2 separate regions of the Homo sapiens genome follow, and region 2 is linked to region 1. A link is a contact called in ENCODE Hi-C or POLR2A ChIA-PET data. All regions are on one chromosome and are shown on one strand. The core of a region is the stretch at or near the end of the contact, and the rest is flanking DNA. Distances in the headings are between cores, read along the strand shown. Region 1 overlaps TRERF1 (transcriptional regulating factor 1). Region 2 overlaps TRERF1 (transcriptional regulating factor 1).

Region 1 (6,343 bases), core at 2,769-5,268:
GTAGATGTAATGGAGGTGGGAACAGAGACAGTGTCAGTTATATAGGGCTTGCAGTCTGGGTGTGTGCATGTCAGCCAGAGACAAGTATAATTTTACACCTGTCATGAGGAGCTATAAGATAGGGCCGAGGGCCGGGCACCGTGGCTTACTCCTGTAATCCCAGCACTTTGGGAGGCCGAGGTGGGCAGGTCACCTGAGGTCAGGAGTTTGAGACCAGCCTGGCCAACATGGTGAAACCCCATCTCTACTAAAAATACATCATTAGCCGGGCGTGCTGGCACTTGCCTGTAATCTCAGCTACTCGGGAGGCTGAGGCAGGAGAATCGCTTGAATCCAGGAGGTGGAGGTTGCCGTGAGCCAAGATGGCTCCATTGCACTCCAGCCTGGGCAACAAGAGCGAAACTCCATCTCAAAACCAAAAAAAAAAAAAAAAAAAAAAGAGAGAGAGACGGGGTTGTGACCTTGGCAGAAAAGTCAGGGAAGGATCCTCTGAGAAAGTCACAGTGATGCTGTGATCTAAAGATGAGAAGGACATAGGGAGGGGAAATAGGGTGCAGAAAACTGTATTCCAGATAGCGTCAAGGACAGATGGGCAAAGGCTCTGTGGCAGGTGGGAACAAGGTGGATGTAAAGAACTAAAAGAAGGCCAGTGTGGCTGAAATGGAGGAAAAAGGAACACAGTGATGAAACTGGACAGGGGGCAAGGGCAAGACCATCCAAGCCTCTTGAGGCTAAGGATCCTCATCTTAATGGCTCCCCTGAAGAGCAGGGGAAACCATTAAAGTATCTTGAACTCTGTGTGTGTGTGTGTGTGTGTGTGTGTGTGTGTGTGTGTGTCAAAGCACATGTAACTGATCATATTTCTATTTTGAAAGTTTGCTCTGGGCCGGGTGTGGTGGCTCATGCCTGTAATCCCAGCACTTTGGGAGGCCAAGGCAGGTGGATCATTTGAGGTCGAGAGTTCAAGATCAACCTGGCCAACATGGTGAAACCCCATCTCTACTAAAAATACAAAAAAATGAGCTGGGTGTGGTGGCACATACCTGTAATTCCAGCTACTCAGGAGGCTGAGGCACAAGAATTGCTTGAACCCAGGAGGCGGAGACTGCAGTGAGCCGTTATCATGCCACTGCGCTCCAGCCCAGCCTGGGTGACAGAGTGAGACTCTGTCTCAAAAAAAACAAACAAACAAAAAAAAAACAAAAAAAAACACAACCCAGCAACAACAAAAAAACCTTGCTCTGGCCACAGTGTAGATCAAGGGTGAGCTAAGTTCTTCTGTTCAAGGCCAGATGATACATATTCCGGGCTTTGCTGCCAAGAGGCAAATACAGGCTATTATGTAGGACTTACATAATAAGAAAGAAAATTCTACACATTTTTGAGAACACTGAAAATATAATGATAATTGAGTGAGTGTAAATTTTTGTAATACTGATCATCTAATGAGAAGAATAGGATTGTTTTTTGGAGAGAGAACACTTCCCCTTCAAAGAGAAGGAAAGTCAGTGTTCCCATATCATCAAATGCTCATCTGTAAAAGCAGCTCAAGGACTGTGTGAAATCGACAGGCAGTGGCTAGATTTGGCCCCTGGACTGTAGTTTGCTGACCCCCAGTGCAGACAATGGACTGGAGGAAGGTGAATGAGGACATGGGGCAACTTAGGTTTGCCATGGTCCAGGCCAGATAGCTTGGATGAGGGTGACGGAGGGGTGTTTTGGGGTGAACCTGACAGGATTAATGATAGAAGGGACTTATGGGGGTACAGGAGGAGGAGTCAGATGTGACCTAGATGTCAGGTTCACATCTATGAAGCGTGGAGCACTGGGAGAGCTGTTTCACATGGAGACCTCAACAGGAGCTGTCACCGTGGCAGCTGGACCGAGGTTCCAAGGCCCAGAGAGGTTTGTGAGGCCCCTGAGAACAGGCAGTCACTGAAGGCAAGAACATGAAGAAGGGCGGCCAGCACGCCGGTGAACATGGGCCCAGCGCTCAGGGGTCATGTCTTCCTCACACCAGTCAGCACACCGCTTCAAACTGTTTCTTTTGTCTCCTCCATCAAACTAGGACTGCTTCTAAGGAGTGCCTCATGGTCAGCAGAATACCTGGCACCCACTGGGTGCTAAGAACATGACAGAGGAAGGCAGGGAGGGAGGGAGGACGTCGCGACTTTTGCTTCCACAGTAAACTCAGAGCCAATCACCTCAATTCACAACAGAAGCCGATTTCTTCCTCTTGCCCTAGTCAGCTGCCCCTCGCCTGTGGCCAGCCCTCCCCAGCAACTGCTTTTGAGAAGTTGCTCTAAATCACTCTAAATCATCCAAGTGTGTGAGCACACACATGCATTTGCACACAAATCTCCTTCTGATCAACCCTGGGAACATGATTTGTGGTGATGGTGTATTGACAACACACTCATCAACTGTCAGCTCAACATGTCTAAATATTATGTCCCATCACCCAGAACATCATTTTTTTTAATTAAAAAAAAGTTAAGTGGCAATCTCACAGCAAGGAGAGAAGAAGGAAAAAAAAAGCCACAGGTTAGAGAAAATTAATTTATCCTTTTTTCCATTTCTTTCCTTTTTTTTTTTTTTTTTTTTTTTGAACAGAAGAGTAAAAAGCTCATAATTGCATCTCTTTAACAGCCCTGGGATGGGGAAATCAGTGCTGGGATGTGGGGTGGCCTGCTCCAGTGACCACATGGTGTGTTTGCTTGACATCAGTGGAGCTCCCGGCTTGGAGACCAGTCTCCCTGGGCCACAGTCACGAACCCTCTGGCCCGGTGTAAAGTCGCTGAGAAGGACACCAAAGAATTCGTGAAAGGGTGTGCATGTCCTCATGGCCAATAATAACATTCTAGAAAATATTTCATAATAACATTCTTGAAAATATTGCAAAAAGAATGGACATATACTATTTTGTTCTGTGAGGTCACAACAAACCTATGAGGTCAGAACTGTCTTCTCTGTTTGAAAGGAGGAAATTAACATGCAGGGGATGAACTTCCCAAGGTTGCATGATTGGTGATGAAGGGCTAAGCCCCCAACCCTCTGATACTCTGCGGTGCCTCTTGTCCTCCCATTGCAGATCTGTTCAGCATGAAGCTACTTCCTCCTTGCAGGATCCTTCCAGCTTTTATCACTGGTTTTTGAAGGGCCAAGGAGAGAAAGTCTATGCCGTAGTACAGGCACGTCCCATGAATCTGGCTGTCAGCTCCTAGCAAACTTCAACGCTCTAGTGTTTAGCCATGAACTTGGAAGTGTGAAAAAGAAGCTGATGCACTTTACACTAAAAAAAAAAAAAAAAGGTTCTAGGCTTAAAAGCTCCAGTTATCTGGACAAGTTTTTTGTTTTGTTTTGTTTCGTTTTTGTTGTTTGTTTGTTTGTTTTTGAGATGGAGTTTCGCTCTGTCACCCAGGCTGGAGTGCAGTGGCACAATCTCGGCTCACTGCAAGCTCTGCCTCCTGGGTTCACGCCATTCTCCTGCCTCAGCCTCCCAAGTAGCTGGGACTACAGGCGCCTGCCACCACGCCCGGCTGTTTTTTTTTTTTGTGTGTGTATTTTTTAGTAGAGACGGGGTTTCACCATGTTAGCCAGGATGGTCTCGATCTCCTGACCTCATGATCCACCCGCCTCGGCCTCCCAAAGTGCTGGGATTACAGGCATAAGACACTGCGCCCGGCCCTGTCTGGACAAGTTTTTACTCATCAGGAATATCTCATTGGAGAGAAACAAATGGATTAGATGACAAATATTTTCCTCATGGAAACACCAAGAGCACTGCTTCTGGAGTCAAAGATTGGGGTTCAAATCTCAACGTTCCACTGGCATAGTGAGTCCCTCCAGCAGGCCTATCTAACTTCGCTTTTGAGCCTCAATTTTGACATCTGTAAAACAGTAATAATAATACCTACTGTTCTGGGTTTCTGAGAAGATTAAACAAGAGAAGGTACAGGACACATGTGCTCCCAGGGAGGACTCGAGCAGTCTCATTGCCTGGGGTGGGGTTTCTGTTGTTTTGTTTTGACGTGGGTTACAGTTTAGACCAGGCTCAATGACTCAGGCATGATTGAGTTGGTTTGGTTATTTGTTTCCTGGACAACCTTCAGCCCTCCTTTTGTTTCAATCAGCAGAATGTTGCTCAGGGGCAGAAATTGCCAGGAGTGGACGCAGGAGGGAAGAGAGAAGGGCAGCCTGGGCCCTTTGGGATAGGGACCAATGACCTTGCTTACTCTAACATCCCCTGAAAGCACCTGTGTCCAGGGCACATTCATTTTATCCACAATGATGATCCAGAGACATCAAGGAAAGGCCATAGTTCGTTCAGTAGAATTGTTCACTGACAGCAGGAAACAGAATGCAAACATGCACATGACTGGCTCATCCTTGCAGGAAGTCCGAGAGAGAGAGGCCTACAAGTCTACACTGGTCAGTGCAATTCAAGGGGTGCAAAAGAGGGAATTGGTGTGGCCACGGGTCAGGCTGAGTTCTCTAATTTGGTGTTACTGGTAACGAAGGTGGTTTTCTACTTTCTGGGATATGGCTCTCAAGCAGTTCAAGACCCCCGAAGAGGAAATGAGACGCAATTATTTAGTGGCAATCTAAAGCTTAATTGTATCCAGTAGAATATCACTTTACCTGGTATCACCACCTAAAAAAGTTAGAAGGGGTGGGCCCTGTTAGCTGGAGTCATTTCAGTTCCTCTATGATACCAGATAAAGTGATATTCTACTTCGTTTTCTGTTTCAAGAGGGTACCCAGCTCTCCAATTCCAGAAAATTGGTAGTAACTCTGTCCGTATATACCATTTCCTTACTTTTAGTTACAGCCTTTCCTGCTTAAATGACATCCCCCTTTAAGGAACTGGGGACACACTGCCTGGAAGGGCTGTCCCAGGAAATCGGGTCTGGAGTGGCCTCTGTGGCCACATGTGCCACCTGATCTGATGGGCACATGGGCCTTCCCTGGTGGAAGCTCCTGACTCCCTCAGAGCTCATGCCAGCCTCACAGACGTGGAAAAAGAAAAAACGAGGCCAATCTAACCCTGACAGTTTGTGGGGGACACTCTCATACCCATTATTTCTCTGTGAGGCAGGCCCAGCAGGAGGTTTTATTTCCACCTTGAGATAAGCTATGGAAGCTCCGAGGGAGGAAGAGAGAGTTCCAAAGGATCACACATCCTGGTAGAAGCCAACTCAAGGGAGATGAGAACCAAAGGCGCCCGGTCCCAGGCCAAAGAGCCTCCAAAGACCACAAACCACTGCTACTAGAACGAGGCCAGAGCCTCCACATGGCTTGAGTGTTGTCCAAAAATACAAACAAGAAGACATCACTGAAGTGCAAAGAAACAAACTCCTATTTGTTTCTATTTCATCCATAAAAATGTCACAGCTTTCTCTGAATAGCTCTCATGTTGTCCTCCTTTTTCTCTCCACTCTTGGCCTCCTGGACCTGAACCAAGTCTCTCCCTCTCCTCTTAGTTCCGTGAACACAGATTATCTCCCTCTTCACGGGACAGTCACAGGAAATCTAAACATTTTCAGATGGGGTTCTTTTAAGCCCACTTCCCCTGTCCTCCACCCACCCCCCACCCTGTTGCTGTGTATTCAGGAAATGCAAACCCAATATAAAGATAACCCGGACCAAACAGAAAGAGAGATGTGCCCTGTGACCTGGTTGGGCAAATGACTTCCCCTCCTTGCACCTCAGACTCACCTTCTGCAGAATAAAGTTGGACCTGAGGAGCTCCAAGCCTCTGTTGGACGAATCCCCTGAGACCCTGCCTGGCCTGTCCCAGGACACTGAACAATCTTGGGCCAGGATATCAGGATATTGAGATACTAGGGTTTCCCACCAATGACACCTGATCCCTAAGGATCTGAGCCCTTTGGGGAAACAATGCTAGAAGTCAGGATGTCTGGATTGCAGTCTCAGTTCTGCCATCTTTTGGAAAAGAGAAGAGAGTGAGTAGGGGTAGGAATTAGGGGTAAGAAGTAGGGGTAGCTCTAGCTATAATGTAATTTTTTTTTTTTTTTTTTTGAGACGGAGTCTCGCTCTGTCTCCTGGGCTGGAGTGCAGTGGTGCAATCTCAGCTCACTGCAACCTCCGCTTCCTGGGTTCAAGCAATTCTGCCTCAGCTTCCTGAGTAGCTGGGATTACAGGCGTGCGCCACCACGCCCGGCTAATTTTTTTTTGTATTTTAGTAGAGACAGGGTTTCACCATATTGGCCAGGCTGGTCTCGAACTCCCGGTCTCATGATCCGCTCGCCTCAGCCTCCCAAAGTGCTAGGATTACAGGCATGAGCCACCGCGCCCGGCCTTAATGTTGCAATTAAAAAAA
Region 2 (6,343 bases), core at 2,390-4,889, 66 kb after region 1:
TCAGGGGTCTCAGTGTAAGAGCTGGAATGTGGCCAGAGGCCCTTTGTGAGGCATGGGTGGGATTGGGGTTTGGATCCAGCTGCCTTGGAGGGTGATTGTGTCAGTGCTTGGGGGAAGGGTCCAGATGCAGCCTGCAGAGCCATGAGAGGGCATATTTCTTATTACTGCTGAATTTGTACATTTTCTATATATTTGTTTAGTGTTGTATTTAGTTATCTACTCAAGTGTTCTAACAAGGTTTAGTACTTTTCTTTTTAATTTGAGCACTTTGCAGTGTAAAGATTAATTCTGTCATATTATTGCCAGTCTTTCCCCAGTCTGTTGTTTCCCTTTTTTTTTTTCACATAAACGCTTCATTTTCCTGTAGTTTGATTGACTATTCTTTTCCTTTTTGAATGCTTTTCTTTTGTTTCTAAGTAATATTCAATGCTATAGATTTCCTATGCCTCTACATTTTGCACTTTAATTGTTTAATCCATCTGTAATTCATTTTGGTGAAGCCAAAATGATTTTTCCCAAATTGTTAATGAGGCATCAGAATTATTTATTGAATAATTTTTCCTTCCCCACTGATTTGTGATGACTGCTTTATGATTTATTAAATTATTTATGCAAGGGTCTATTTCTGAACTATCCTAGTTCACTAATCTACTTCCTCCTTTTATGACAGCACCACAGTATTTTAATTACAAAGACTTTATATTGCATTTTAATACCTCATAGTGCTATATATTTTAATATCCAATAGATCTAACTCCCTTTCCCCAAAACCACTTTCAGAATTCCCCCGATGTTCTCATCTATTTATTTTTCCAAGCAGACATAGAAACATCTTGTGAAATTTAAAACATCCTGATGGGACTTTCAGAGGAATGGTACTAGACTCATGAACTAATTTGAGAAGAATCCAAATCCTTAGTTTCAAGCTCATTATCTAGAAATAGGGTTTTTAGTAAAACTCTTTAAGTCTTCTTCATCTACAACTAAGCAATCTGTAGTTAATAATAACTTTGTCATTTTTCTTTATAATATTTATTCTCCAAGTTACTATTTTATGACTCTCTGCATTGACTAAAACTTGAAGAGGTAACGAGTGATGCCTTTATTGTTTCACCAGTAAGTATATAGCGGCAGTGGGCTGCATGAACCTGATATTCCTTATAATATTAAAGATTGGTCACTTTATATATTCCTCTTAAAGTGGTATATAAAAACTTAAAAACTGATTGAATACACTTTTGGAATTAATGAGGTTATTACATATCTTTATTTGAACAACTTATATGAACCATAGGAAAATATATGTATATGAAGCTATTCCTGCATTCCAGGAATATAATCTATTTGGTTATGGTAGAACATTCACATACTCTATTGTTGAAATCTACTCGCTAGAATTTTATTTAAAACTTTTACATTCCTAAGTGAGACTGGTATAGATCCTCCCTCTGGGGACTTGCCTGTTTTGATATCAGGGCCTTGCTTGCTTGAAAGAAGGATCTGGAAGTTTTCCATCTTTTTTCTCAATCCCGCAACAGTTTATATAACATAGGAATTATCTGTTCCTTGAGAGTTTAAAAGGATTTTCAAAGGCCTTTTTATATCTTAAAATATTCCACCTGGCACAGGGGTGTATGAGTGTGTGTGTGTCCACGTGGACATTACCATGTTAGTATACATTTAGAATGACATGTAAGATACTGATCTCAAATGGAACAGCTCTATTATAATTTATGGCCATTCTTTCCCCCATGAAAAGGGAGTAAATGCCCAAGATGATAAAGTGTTCAGAAAAAAACACATTTTCCCAGGCTTTGGTTCCAAGAGCCTCCTTTTAAGAGGCACATGAAGGTTATAGAAGGTGATCATGGAATATTGGATGTGTTGAACCATTCAAATTTCATTGAGGCTGACCAAGTTGGCAACCACAACTTTACCACTGACATTCGGAACTAGGAAAGCTGAGACCTGGAGAGACAAGGAGAACCTCTGTCTAGCCCCAGGTCACCTCCAGCTCTGTGGTAAAGGTCTTCCAACTTCCCATTTTATTGTGCCATCTGCAGCCTAGGATGCTTCCCCTCTTCCACAACAAGGAACACTTGTCGCTCTAAGGCTTTCTGTACTGCAGGGCCCCTGGACCAGTGACCCTATAAGCACTTCACAGGCACCACAAATAAAGACTCAAGAGTTGTTTCGGACTGAATGTTTCTCTTCCCCCAAATTCCTATGTTGAAGCCCTAAACCCCAATGGGATGCCATTCGGAGATGAGGTCTTTGAGAGATAATTAAGTTTAGGTAAGGTGAAGAGAGTGAAGCTCCCACGATGGGATGGGTGATCTTATAAGAAGAGGAAGAGGAGATTCCTGTCTCTGAGTGCACAAGGAAGAGATCAGGTGAGCACACAGCAAGATGGCTCTCACTCACAAGCCAAGAGAAGAGGCCTCAGAATAAAACTTACCTTGCTGAGCACCTTGATCTTGGACTTCCCAGCCTCCAGAGCTGTGAAAAATAATTTTTATTTATTTATTTATTTTTAAGATGGAGTCTTGCTCTTGTTGCCCAGGCTGGAGTGCAGTGGCACAGTCTCGGCTCACTGCAGCCTTCATCTCCCGGGTTCAAGCGATTCTCTTGCCTCAGCCTCCCGAGTAGCTGGGATTACAGGTGCCTGCCACCACACCTGGCTAATTTTTCTGTATTTTTAGAGACGTGGTTTTGCCATGTTGGCCAGGCTGGTCTCAAACTCCTGACCTCGTGATCCACTCACCTCAGCCTCCCAAAGTGCTGGGATTACAGGTGTGAGCCATTGCGCCCGGCCCATAAATTTCTATTGTTTAAGCAACCCACTTTATGGTATTTTGTTATGGCAGCCTGAGCTAAGACAAGAATGTTGTGGTAATGTCTGTCAAAAAGCACAATGTCGTCTGCCGTGGAGCAAGATATGCCTTGAGAGAAACCAGTGGTAAGGGGTCTGAACAAATTAAGACCCAATGTTGGCTGGGTGCGGTGACTCACGCCTGTAATCCCAGCATTTTGGGAGGCCGAGGCAGATGGACCACGAGGTCAGGAGTTCGAGACCAGCCTGACCAACATGGTGAAACCCTGTTTCCACTAAAAATACAAAAATTAGCCAGGCATGGTGGTGCGTGCCTGTAATCCCAGCTACTCAGGAGGCTGAGGCAGGAGAATCGCTTGATCCCAGGAGGCAGAGGTTGGAGTGAGCCAAGACTGCACCACTGCACTCCAGCCTGGGCAAAAGAGTAAGACTCTGTCTCAAAAAAAAAAAAAAAAAAAAAAAAATCCAGTGTCTGCTAGAACATGCAAGAACTGTGCCATATAAGCATACGAGCACAGATGAGGCTACTAGAAGGACTCAAACGGTAACGCTTTGCCTAAGAATGCGGTTAACAGACAATAACTGTAGGTGTTAGTGTGCCACAGAATGGTCTTCTTTTTATTGAGAAAGCCACATCTGAGATCACGTCCTTGTTTACAGGAGACCCATGAAACGTTAGAATTAGGACACCTTTTGCCAGTCAAGGTGATGAGCATTAGGATAGTCCTGCAGGAAGGCAACCAACTTGCTTTGGCTCCAGGATTCCATGATTCCATTCACAATTTCACACGGGCGAGCGAGCAGTCTTTCTGTCCCAGTCAACAAGGACAGAGGGGTTACTTTCACACCAGTCATGGCCTAACACAGAAGCTTAATCCTGACTGGAAGGCAAAGTGTGTTTGTGGCAAAGCCAGGCAGACGTGTAATGAAAGCAGAATGAGTAATGTTTAGTTAAGCTTCTGGATGGCAGGGGTGGTTGGGTGTATGTTTGGGGATTTTTAATGACTCCAAAAGGCGTCTTAAAAAGTCACACTATTTTGGCAGTTCTGAGATGCAACTTTTGCTACAAGTACTAACACCAGCAAGTGACTGCTACAAGTATTAATACTAGCACTTACCGGCAACATTTCTCACAAGCACCCCTTCCTTTCTGGGGCTCCTGGGATCAAACCAAGTTTTCTGCATATGTGGGGGGTTGGGGGTGGGGTTGGCACACACACCCTTTCCCACCTACAGAGGCATACCATACAACTGAAAGTCAGATCAAATTGAAGACATTTATCATTTTTAGGGTTAAATAGTGGAAAAGGAAAAACTGTTGACACACTTTCTAATTTGAACTACTTAGGTATTGCAAGATTTTCTTCCTGCTGGTGGAAAATTAAACTAACAATTCTAAGTTAATGACTGCAGGGTAAACGGCTCCTTCCTTATAAAATAAATTGGGTTTATCAAAACTTGTATTAAAATGGATTTTCCCCCAACTTTAACTTATAAATCCAATCAAGATATGACTCTAGAGAACTCTTAGGCTCCAAGTGAGGCTTCAAAAAGTAGGGTGTATTTCCCTACAGTTGCACATTCAGCAGCTAACTCCACATCACCAGGTGGGCACCTGACACCTGGAGGGCAAATGCGGGGCAGTGCCCACCCTCCCTTGGTGGAGTTTTCACAGGTGATGTCAGAAAAATAAGAACAATGTAGTAAATTATTCCTAAAGCTGAGTGTTTTCTATTTAAAGATTTTTGTTTTGTTCTTATATTATCTTTTCCTACTACTTTGGCATCAAGATGGTTTTTTCATAAAAGCTTTGTGATGAGTGTTAAGAGTTTTTAAAATGTCCTAACTTGGCAAAATAAAAAAGACTGGGAGCCCTAGGTCAATGACCTAAAGCTTTTTTTTTTTTTTTTTTTTCTCCTAGTGCTTTCTGGGTCCAGGCAATCTTCATTTGAGAACCACTAGTTTACAGCACTCTCTGAGCCAAGGAATTTGGAGTCAACCAGTGCTCATCTAGGTATCAAAATGGTGGCAAGCCCCAAGTGCAACTAACAACCTACAGAAGACGGAAGTCTAACTTTAGTCAACACTCAGGGAGTGGGGATGAAGAATGTAGTCTTCAAAGCTCCTGGCCACTATGGAACACTGTTCTCCTGCTGCACCCTACATGCTCACCCCTCCATCGTCAAAGCCTCCTCCTCCTGGTTCTGGAACAGGTGGTAAAGCTTTTGGAGGCCCTGTGCCAACCAGTGCTCTCCGCACCGTTAATCTGGGAACCCCAAATCAAGATGCTTGACCCTCCTGGGATTCTGAGAGGTCAGCCCTGTGGCACCAGAGGCTTTCTGGAATGATTCATCATATTGTCAGCTGAAATTCTACTGAAGTGGATGCCCAAGACTAGTTTCTCAGTACTGCAGTATCTCACTCAATCCCAGTGATCCGAAAATCCATCCATCCTCCCAGGACAGTCTGACTGTGTAGCTGGTTCAGGAAACCAAAGGCAAGCGGGGGTCACTCATCCCTCCAGAGCCTCCAGACTGAGAATAAGGAAAAAAATCGCTAGGTGCAGTGGCTCACGCCTATAATCCCAGCACTTTGGGAGGCTGAGGTGGGTGAATTATGAGGTCAGGAGATTGAGACCATCCTGGCCAACATGGTGAAACCCCATCTCTACTAAAAATACAAAAATTAGCTGGGCGCGGTGGCGTGCGCCTGCAGTCCCTGCTACTCGGGAGGCTCAGGCAGGAGAATCACTTGAACCTGGGAGGCGGAGGTTGCAGTGAGCCGAGATCGCACCACAACACTCTAGCCTGGTGACAGAGCGAGACTCCGTCTCAAAAAAACACCCAAAAAACCAACAAAAAAAACCCCAAAAATCAGCTGGGATAGGTCATGAGGTCATGACAGGCCATCAACTATTTAAGAGATTTTTCAACTAAGAATATAAGAACATATTGCCATAAAATTTTAAAATCCCTATATTCTAGAGGTTCTATCTATTTTCAGTTGTATGCTCCTTAAACTTATCTGTATTTAGGCTTCCCCCAAAATGAATTCTAACAGAAAAAAAAAACTTCGGTAAAAAAAGAATCCATAAACACTAAATATTTTAATACCTTTATTTACCTCCTCTCTAACAGAACTAATCAGCAGCAGATAATATATTTGTTACGAAGAGAATTAATTTTCTAGTTAAACATGCACATAAAAACATAAAGGTGACAATATTTGGCAATATATGACACTAATAAAGGTAACATTTATTGGGCTATCCACTGGGCTAAGCGCTTGACTCAGATCACCTCAGTTAATCCTTACAGCAAACCTATAAAGTAGGTGCTATTCTTATTTCCATTTTATAGATGAGCTTATAAATGAGGAACCTCATTACTGTAATTTAATCTTCACCAACCCAGAATTTGAGTTCAGTGTTTACTCTGGCTATTAAAAGGTTGAATAAGCAAATTAGAAATTAAACGGGATTTCAGAAGATATATTTAACCTACTAGAAGG

The links. A loop is a pair of places that touch in the nucleus more often than their neighbours do. ChIA-PET counts read pairs that join two places held with the same protein, here RNA polymerase II (POLR2A). Pooled maps may share reads with other maps.
Region 2: a loop to region 1 is called in a pooled map, with 3 times the contacts of the local background. The contact joins two enhancer-like sites. A Hi-C loop is called at or near these places in 3 of 168 maps with a recorded cell type or tissue (CD14-positive monocyte, breast epithelium and transverse colon), 1 of 37 single-sample maps with no recorded cell type and 6 of 50 pooled maps. POLR2A ChIA-PET finds 5 or more read pairs at or near these places in 8 of 52 experiments (BJ, CD4-positive, alpha-beta memory T cell, CD8-positive, alpha-beta memory T cell and 4 more).

What each region holds. Positions count from the first base shown.
Region 1 is chr6:42,288,158-42,294,500 of GRCh38, forward strand. All of the region lies in intron 4 of TRERF1 (transcriptional regulating factor 1), which reads right to left. Among named protein-coding and RNA genes, the nearest start is that of MRPS10, 73 kb to the left of the region's middle. Within about 2 kb of position 4,019, at least 6 of the 41 ENCODE cell types and tissues checked have a DNase peak (open chromatin) inside an H3K27ac peak, as active enhancers do.
Region 2 is chr6:42,354,057-42,360,399 of GRCh38, forward strand. The region is part of intron 3 of TRERF1 (transcriptional regulating factor 1); the gene reads right to left. Among named protein-coding and RNA genes, the nearest start is that of TRERF1, 95 kb to the right of the region's middle. Within about 2 kb of position 3,640, at least 4 of the 41 ENCODE cell types and tissues checked have a DNase peak (open chromatin) inside an H3K27ac peak, as active enhancers do.